Linked DNA regions of Homo sapiens: region 1 is linked to region 2. Evidence: read pairs that join two places in POLR2A ChIA-PET (ENCODE). Cell type or tissue: A673. All regions are shown on one strand. Links, peaks and the distances in the headings refer to the core of each region. The heading gives the core; the rest is flanking DNA.

Region 1 (4,395 bases), core at 258-4,257, 670 kb after region 2:
GGAGTTGCTGTGAGGATAAATTAAAATAATCTAGGTACTACAGTGGGTAAAATAAATGGCACATTGTTATACTCGCTAAAAAAAGTTATAAATTATTATCTATACAAAGTTGTTCTTGAAAAGTGTACGTTTCAATACTGAAAATTGTTTAATTATGAGGGGATTAAAATTCATTTTACTGAAAAGCAGCAAAGAAGTGGTAGATTAAAAAGCTATGGTCAGCTGGGCATGGAGGCTCATGCCTATAATCCCAGCACTTGGGAGGCCGAGGTGGGTGGATCATGAGGTCAGGAGTTCAAGATCAGCCTGACCAACATGGTGAAACTCCATCTCTACTAAAAACACAAAAAAATTAGCTGAGTTTGGTGGTGCATGCCTGTAATCCCAGCTACTTAGGATGCTGAGGCAGGAGAATCGGTTGAACCCGGGAGGCGAAGGTTCCAGTGAACTGAGATCGCGCCATTGCACTCCAGCCTGGGCAACAGAGTGAGACTCCGTCTCAAAAAAAAAAAAAAAAAAGCAAGCCATGGTCAGGTGCAGTGGCTCACACCTATGATCCTTGCACTTTGAGAGGCTGAGGCAGGAGGATCACTTGAGCCCAAGAGTTTGAAACCAGCTTGGATAACATGGAGAAATCCTGTCTTTACAAATAATACAAAAATTAGCCGGGCATGGTGGCACATGCCTGTAGTCCCAGCTACTTAGGAGGCTGAGGTGGGAGGATCACCTGAGCCCAGGGGGTCGAGACTGCAGTAAGCTGTGACTGCACCACTGCACTCTAGCTTGGGTGACAGAGTGAGACCCTGTCTCTAAATAAAAATGAAAAGCCACAATACAAACAAACAAACAAACAAAAAAACTCATGGATAAAATGCCCTCATTATGCTAAAAGAAAACCAAAAATTATTTAAAAACCAAAGAGGCCTGTAGGAGGCAGAGCTGGGACAATGACTTAATCCTTTTTGAATTATAGTGCTCTTTGTCAATCTAAATGAGAGGTTTATAAAGCCTCTTCCTTTCAAAGTTATTGAAAGAGAAGAAAAAGCCTCTTCCCCAAAAAATACATAATCTATACCCTAAAAAATTATTCAATTGCAGAAGTTTACAAATTCCCTCAGAGCCAAACCATGGCTTGCCTGGAGCAGTAATTATGAAACTTCGTTTGCAGAAGAATCATGTAGGCTACTTGTTATAATTCAGACTGCAGAGTTCCATCCCAGACCTACTGAACCAGAAAATGACAGGAGGGGCTAAAGGAGTGTATGGATGGAGTTCTCATTTTTTCCAAGCACACCTGTGATTCTGTAGCCCACAATTTGAGAAACATTGCCCTAAATCTACTGATCTCAGATTAAGAACCCATATTCTAGGGGATATGACAGGAAAATCTTCATGTCAAATATATTATGAAGATAAATAGGTTGTTTATACAGACACCAGATTTTTCTTCTTTTATTTCAGAGACAGGGTCTCACTCTGTTGCACATCCTAGCTCACTGCAGCCTTGAACTCCTGGGCTCAGGTGATCCTCCTGCCTCAGTCTCCTGAGTAGCTGAGCTTATAGGTGCGGGCCACCACACTTGGCTAATTTTATTTTTCACTTTTTGTAGAGACGAGATCTTGCTATGTTGCCCAAGCTGGTCTTGAACCAGCTTCAAGCAATCCTCCCACCTTGGCCTCCCAAAATGCTGAGATTACAGGAGTGATCCACTGCACCTGGTCCAGATTTTTATTTTAAAGACTTCAGATAACAGGCCAGGCATGGTGGCTCATGCCTGTAATCCCAGCACTTTGGGAGGCCAAGGTGGGAGGATCACCACTGCAACCTGACCTGGGCGACAGAGCAAGGCCCTCTTCTCAAAAAACAATTCAGGTAACATATAATTCATTTTCTCTCGCTTAATGGGAAAATTCTAACTATAAGCCACTCCGATAAGTTAAAGCAAAAACATACTTTGCTTTCTAGATATTATTATCTTAGTTTCATATGACATATTGTTTACCACCATAACCCTTTTGTTAACTTTCTCTTATCAAGAAAGTTTAAAGTATAAGAAAAATCCACCAAGAAAGAACATATCAAAATATGAATAAAGGACAATATTTCAACAGTTAATATAGAGATTTAAAAACTTTCTATTTATTCTCTAAATTCTCTCTAAATTTAAAAAGCAGAATACAATATTGTTTCCCAGCAATGTTCACGACCATGTAAAAACAAAAAATGCCCATGCCCAAGGACTAAAACAGAAAAAGAGCAGTATCATTTACTGGGTGGGCAGACCATAGAAACAATTTTCTTTCCTTTTTTTTTTTTTTTTTTTTTTTTTTTTTTTTGACACAGAGTTTCACTCTTGTGGCCCAGACTGGAGTGCAGTGGCGCAATCTCGGCTCACTGCAACCTCTGCCTTCTGGGTTCAAGAGATTCTCCTGCCTTAGTCTCCTGAGTAGCTGAGATTACAGGCGCATGCCACCACGCCTGGCTAATTTTTGTATTTTTAGTAGAGACAAAGTTTCGCCAAGCTGGTCTTGAACTCCTGATCTCCGGTGATCCACCCACCTTAGCCTCCCAAAGTGCTGGGATAAGGCGTGAGCCACCTCATCCAGCCCTTTTCTCTCCATTTGACATTAACGCAGTTATAATAATATTTATGCAGTTAGTAAAATAATTCTTTAAATCACAAAGAGAAATCCTAAATTAATTGTTAACTAATTTCTGTATTTACCAAAGAATTTCTGTGAAATAAATCCAAGTAAAAATTTTAAAAAGAAAGAAAGGCCATAAACCCAAATTGCACTTGATTCAGCTCACCATTCAACTATGAGATCTTTGCAAACTGGGCCCTCATCTACATAGCATCTGGTAAACAAATGCTGTTGAGTGAAAACGCAGTTAATCATGTGTGTTTCAAAGAACTTTCTAAAAGAACCAAAGAGAGAATACCTTATGATTTTAACACAACCCCTGGGATACTGTTAGAAATTCAGAATCTCAGGCCCCACCCAGAACTGCTAAATCAGAACATGAATTTTTTTTCTTTCCTCCTCCTCCCCTAGAACCTATATTTTTTTTTTTTTTTTTTTTTTTTTTGGAGATGGAGTTTTGCTCTTGTTACCCAGGCTGCAGTGCAATGGAGCAATCTTGGCTCACTGCAACCTCCACCTCCCGGGTTCAAGTGATTCTCCTGTCTCAGCCTCCTGAGTAGCTGGGATTACAGGCGCATGCCACCATGCCTGGCTAATTTTTGTATTTTTAGTAGAGATGGGGTTTCATCATATTGGTCAGGCTGGTCTCGAACTCCTGACCTCAGGTGATCCTTCTGCCTCAGCCTCCCAAAGTGCTGGAATTACAGGCGTGAGCCAACGCGCCCAGCCAAACCTGTATATATATATATTTTTTTTTTGAGTCTTGCTCTGTCGCCCAGGCTGGAGTGCAGTGGCGCCAACTCGGCTCACTGCAACCTCCGCCTCCCAGGTTCAAGCAGTTCTCCTGCCTCAGCCCCCCTAGTAGCTGGGATTACAGGCATGCGCCACCAAGCCCAGCTAATTTTTTTGTATTTTTAGTAGAGACGGGGTTTCACCATTTTGGCCAGGCTGGTCGCGAACTCCTGACCTTGTGATCTGCCCGCCTCAGCCTCCCAAGGTGCTGGGATTACAGGCATGAGCCACCGCACCCGGCCAAATCTGTATTTTTAACAGGACCCTCAGTTGCTTTGTATACATATTACAGATACCAGAATAAGTGAAGACCTTGTGTCAGAACGCTGTAATACATTTCGAATGGCCAAGAGGAAATTCTGCAGTTGAGCACTGTGCCTCTGAGGTCCTGTCTTGCTCTTTAGCGGATATAGCATACACAGGAAGTGCATTGGTTAGGTAAAGTCAATTTCCTCTTCAGAAAGAATTCAAAAGCTCCTTCAGCTGTTGCAGAGCCTACGTTTTGTTTTTGTTTCAGAACCTCAGAAAAAAGGAAGTAAGTGAACACAAAACAGACAGAGGGCTAAAAAAATGAGACTCAATTTCCAAATTCACCTCCTGTACTCTCATTGTAAATTTGGTCCCTTTTGCTCATAGAATCCCAACCACTGCCATTTGAAACTTGATACCACCATGGGATCATTTTCTTTTCCTTGAAATATTTCATGATTTAAAGCCTAGTCACCTTTAATCCAATCATGTAACTAATCAAGTTCATTTGCTTGACTTTATGAAACTAATTTAAAAATGCAGCTCCACTGCTGAGTGAATTTCTTCATATTTGATGTGGTACCAATGGTTCCATGCGTTCACTGTTAACTCAATAAATCTTCACAATGCACTTTCAGAAAGTGAGGACCAAAGAAGAGAAAGAAGACAACTTACCCAAGGCTTCGCAGTGCCAGAAACAGTCTAACT
Region 2 (4,395 bases), core at 101-4,100:
GATTACAGAGCTGTGAAAAAGTAGAGCAGGATAAGGAAAATTAAACAGGTATTTAGGGAAATTACTCAGTCTATGTCTTTTTCTCTCTACTAAGATTAAACTTTTGTCAGTGTTTCAGTTATAGCTTTTCTGTTTCTTACTGTTTCTAATTTATTAGCTCTATTGGTGTTATTTTAGTCTTCAATATATTTTCTTTAGCTCTACAGTTTCTCTGTCTTTTATTGTCCTCTCATCTGAATAGTAACTTTTAAAATTTAATTAGTAATCTTATTTTGAAGAGTTTGACAGGGAAGAGAGAGAGGAAGAGATGGAAATGATAGTTCAAAGATACACAGGTATACCTCACTGATATTGTGGGTATGGTTCCAGACCACTGCAATAAAGTAAATATCTCAGTAAAGCAAGTCATGTAAGTTTTTTGTTTCCTAGTGTATATAAAAGTTATGTTTATGCTATGCTGTAGTTTTTAAAGTGTGTAATAGCATTATAGCTAAAAAAATGCCTATACCATAATTTTAAAATACTTTATGCTAAAAAATGCTAATGATCATGTGAGCCTTTAGCCAGCAATAATCTTTTTGCTGGTGGAGGGTTTTGTCTCAATGTTAATGGCTGCTGACTGATCAGGTGATGTTTGCTGAAGGCTGGGTGGCCGTAGCAATTTCTTAAGACAAAAATGAAGTTTGCTGCATTGATCGACTCTTCCTTTAATGAATTATTTCTCGGTAACATGTGATGCTGTTTGATAGCATTTACCCACAGTAGAACTTTAAAAATTGGAGTCAGTCCTCTCAAATCCTGCTGCTGTTTTATCAACTAAGTTTATGTAATAATCTAAATTCTTTGTTGTCATTTCAACAATGCTCACGTCGTCACCATGAGTAGATTCTATATAAAGAAACCAGTGCAAGGCCAGGCGCGGTGGCTCACGCTTGTAATCCCAGCACTTTGGGAGGCCGAGGCGGGCGGATCACAAGGTCAGGAGATCAAGACCATCCTGGCTAACATGGTGAAACCCCGTCTCTACTAAAAATACAAAAAATTAGCCGGGCATGGTGGCGGGCGCCTGTAGTCCCAGCTACTCCGGAGGCTGAGGCAGGAGAATGGCATGAACCAGGGAGGCAGAGCTTGCAGTGAGCTGAGATCATACCACTGCACTCCAGCCTGGGCGACAGAGCGAGACTGTCTCAAAAAAAAAAAAAAGAAAAGAAAAGAAACCAGTGCAGTGGCTCATGCCTATAATCCCAGCACTTTGGGAGACTGAAGTAGGCGAATCACCTGAGGTCAGGAGTTCAAGACCAGCCTGGCCAACATGGTGAAACCCCGTCTCTACTAAAAAATAAAAAAGTTAGCCAGTTGTGGTGGCGTGCGCCTGTAATCCCAGCTACTCAGAAGACTGAGGCAGGAGAATCATATGAGCCCAGGAGGTGGAGGTTGCAGTGAGCCAAGATCATGCCACTGCACTCCAGCTTGGGCGACAGAGCGAGACTGTCTCAAAAAGAAAAGAAACCATTTTCTTTGCTCATCCAGTAGAAGAAATTTGTCATCAATTCAAGTTTTATCATGAGATTGTCATCAATTCAAGTTTTATCATGAGCAGTTCAGTCACATCTTCAGACTCCATTTGTAATTCTAGTTCTCTTGCCATTTCTACCCCATCTGTAGCCACTTCATCTACTGAAGTCTTGAAGCCCTCAAAGTCATTCATGAGAGTTGGAATCAGCTTCTTCCAAACTCATGTTAATGATGTTTGGCCTCCACCCATGAATCACAAGTGTTCTTAATGGCTTCTAGACTGTTGAATTTCTTCCAGAAGGTTTTCAGTTTACTTGCCCACATCTGTCAGAGGAATCACTGTCTGTGGAAGCTGTAGAGTTTATGAAATGTATTTTTGTTTTTTCGAGACAAGGTCTCGCTTTGTCACTCTGGCTGGAGTGCAGTGGTGCGATCTTGGTTCACTGCAACCTCTGTCGCCTGGGCTCAAACGATCCTCCCACCTCAGTCAGCCTCCTGAGTAGCATGGGCCACAGGCACTCACCACCACACCCAGCTATTTTTTTTTTTTTTTTTTTTTTGGTAGAGACAGGGGTCTCACCATGTTGCCCAGTATGGTCTCAAACTCCTGAGCTCAAGCAATCTACCTGCCTTGGCTTCCCAAAGTGCTGGGGTTACAGGTATGAGCCACCACACCTGGCCTTGAAATGTATTTCTTAAATAAGCCTTGAAGGTCAGAATTACTCCTTGAACCATTTGCTCCAGAATGGATAGTGTGTTGATAGGCCTGAAAACAACATTCATCTCCTTGTACATCTCTGTCAGAGCTCGTGATAACCCGATGCATTGTCAGCAGTATTTTGAAAGGAATCTTTTTTTTCAAGCAGTGGGTCTCCATGACGGGATTAAAATATTCAGTAAACCAAGCTGTAAACAGATGTGCTGTCATGTAGGCTTTGTTGTTTCATTTATAGAGCACAGGCAAGTAGATTTAGCATAATTTTTAAGGGCCCTAGCATTTTTCAAATTGTCAATGAGAGTCAGCCTTTGAAGCTTTGAAGCCAAGCGTTGACTTCTCTTGGGCTTTGAAAGTCCTAGATGGCATCTTCTTCCAATAGAAGGCTGTTTTGTCTACATTGAGAATCTGTTGTTTATTGTAGCCACTTTCATTGATGGTCCCTGTTAGGTTTTCTGGATAACTTACTGCAGCTTCTAAATTGGCTTAAGGGAACATTGTGGCTAGTTTGATCTTCTCTTCAGACTACTAAAATTCTCTCCATATCAGCAATAAGGCTGTTTGCCTTCTTATCATTCATGTGTTCACTGGAGTAGCAACTTTTAATTTCCTTCCATAACTTTTCCTTTGCATTCAGAACTTGACTGTTTGACTGCAAGAAGCCTAGCTTTCAGCCTGTCTCGCCTTTCAGCATGCCTTCCTCAATCAGCTTAATCATTTCCAGCTTTTGATTTAAAGTAAGAAACCTGCTACTCTTTCTTTCACTTGAACACTTAAAGGCCATTGTAGGGTTATTAGTTGACCTAATTTCAGTATTGTTGCGTCTCAAGGAATAGGAAGGCCTGAGGAGAGGGAGAGAGGAGAGAGGAAAACACCGGTTGGTGGAGCAGTCAGTCAGAAAACACACAACATGTATCAGTTAAGTTACCCATTTTATCTGGGCATGGTACATGGCTTCCCCAAACAGATACGTTAATAACACCAAAGATTGTTGATTACAGATCATTGTAACATGTAATAATGAAAAAGTTTGAAATATTGTGAGAATTACCAAAATGTGACACACTGACATGAAGTGAACACATGCTGTTGGAAAAATGGCACTGATAGACTTACTCAATGCTGGGTTGCCACACATCTTCAATTTGTAGTAAAACATCCGTGAAGCACAATAAAACAAGGAATACCTATAATGGTACGGTCATTGTAATTTTCCTTTTTGTTGTTGTCTTAGGATAGAGATAATCTGTGCAGGTTTCAGCTGAAAGAGAAGCAGCTAAGGAAAAATGAGAGATTTTACAGCTAAGGAAACTAGGGTGTCAAGAAGTTAACTGGTCAATAGCACACACAGGGTACTTAGATAATAGAGCTAAATTTTGAATTCAGGTCTGCCTGATTCAAGTCCATGCTTTTAAACAATGTAATGTACTCCCTCTGAGAGTTAGTTTGTTCATAATGGAATTTCCAGAGTTTCAGAGAATGGATTTCAGAAACAATAGAAAAAGGGTTAGTAGGGGACTGGCAAAGATCAGGTTGACTTCAAAGGGTCAATCTTGTTTATTATTTGGAAAGGGAACACAAATAGAAGTTGTGTTCAAATGTGCTTTTTATCATGTGAAATTACACAACTTTGCCTTCCAGTGACCTAGGAATATTTTGAGGAGATTAGGCTATATTTAATTTTCAACAAAATTGACATCCCATTGTCCGGATATATATATATATTTTTTGAACAGTCTATCCCAAGGGTTTTCAATGGGTATGCTGCTACTTCAAGAGGAAATTCAGAAATTTGTGGAGTGGCTTTTACTTATCATAATTGTTTTATTTCTTTCTTTCTTTCTTTATTTGAGACAGGGTCTTACTCTCTCTCCCAGGCTGGAGTGAAGTGGTGCAGTGACAGCTCACTGCAACCTCTGCGTCCAGGACTCAAGCGATCCTCCCGTTTCAGCCTGCTGATTAGCTGGGACTACAGGCACGTGCCACCATGCCCAGCTAATTTTTGTATTTTTTTTTTGTAGAGACAGGATTTCACCATGTTGGCCCAGGCTGGTCTTGAACTCCTGGGGCTCAAGTGATCTGCCCACTTCGGCCTCCCAAAGTGCTGGAACTGTAGGTGTGAGCCACCATGCCTGGCGCTTATCAGAGTTAACTTAGGTAGGGTG

What was found. Peaks named below come from ENCODE experiments on the same cell type or tissue, not always from the same donor. Only the 100,000 strongest peaks of a DNase experiment are listed, where the experiment ranks them.
Region 1: POLR2A ChIA-PET joins it to region 2 with 8 read pairs; 1 of 35 experiments calls an interaction of 5 or more read pairs at or near these places.

What each region holds. Positions count from the first base shown.
Region 1 is chr17:30,805,213-30,809,607 of GRCh38, forward strand. The region is part of intron 1 of CRLF3 (cytokine receptor like factor 3); the gene reads right to left. Among named protein-coding and RNA genes, the nearest start is that of CRLF3, 17 kb to the right of the region's middle. In A673, for the core only: a CTCF peak has its summit at 922 (motif pointing right); no DNase peak of the experiment used is centred there; H3K27ac peaks cover 416 bases.
Region 2 is chr17:30,131,057-30,135,451 of GRCh38, forward strand. The region is part of intron 2 of NSRP1 (nuclear speckle splicing regulatory protein 1); the gene reads left to right. Among named protein-coding and RNA genes, the nearest start is that of MIR3184, 16 kb to the left of the region's middle. In A673, for the core only: no CTCF peak of the experiment used is centred there; no DNase peak of the experiment used is centred there; H3K27ac peaks cover 540 bases.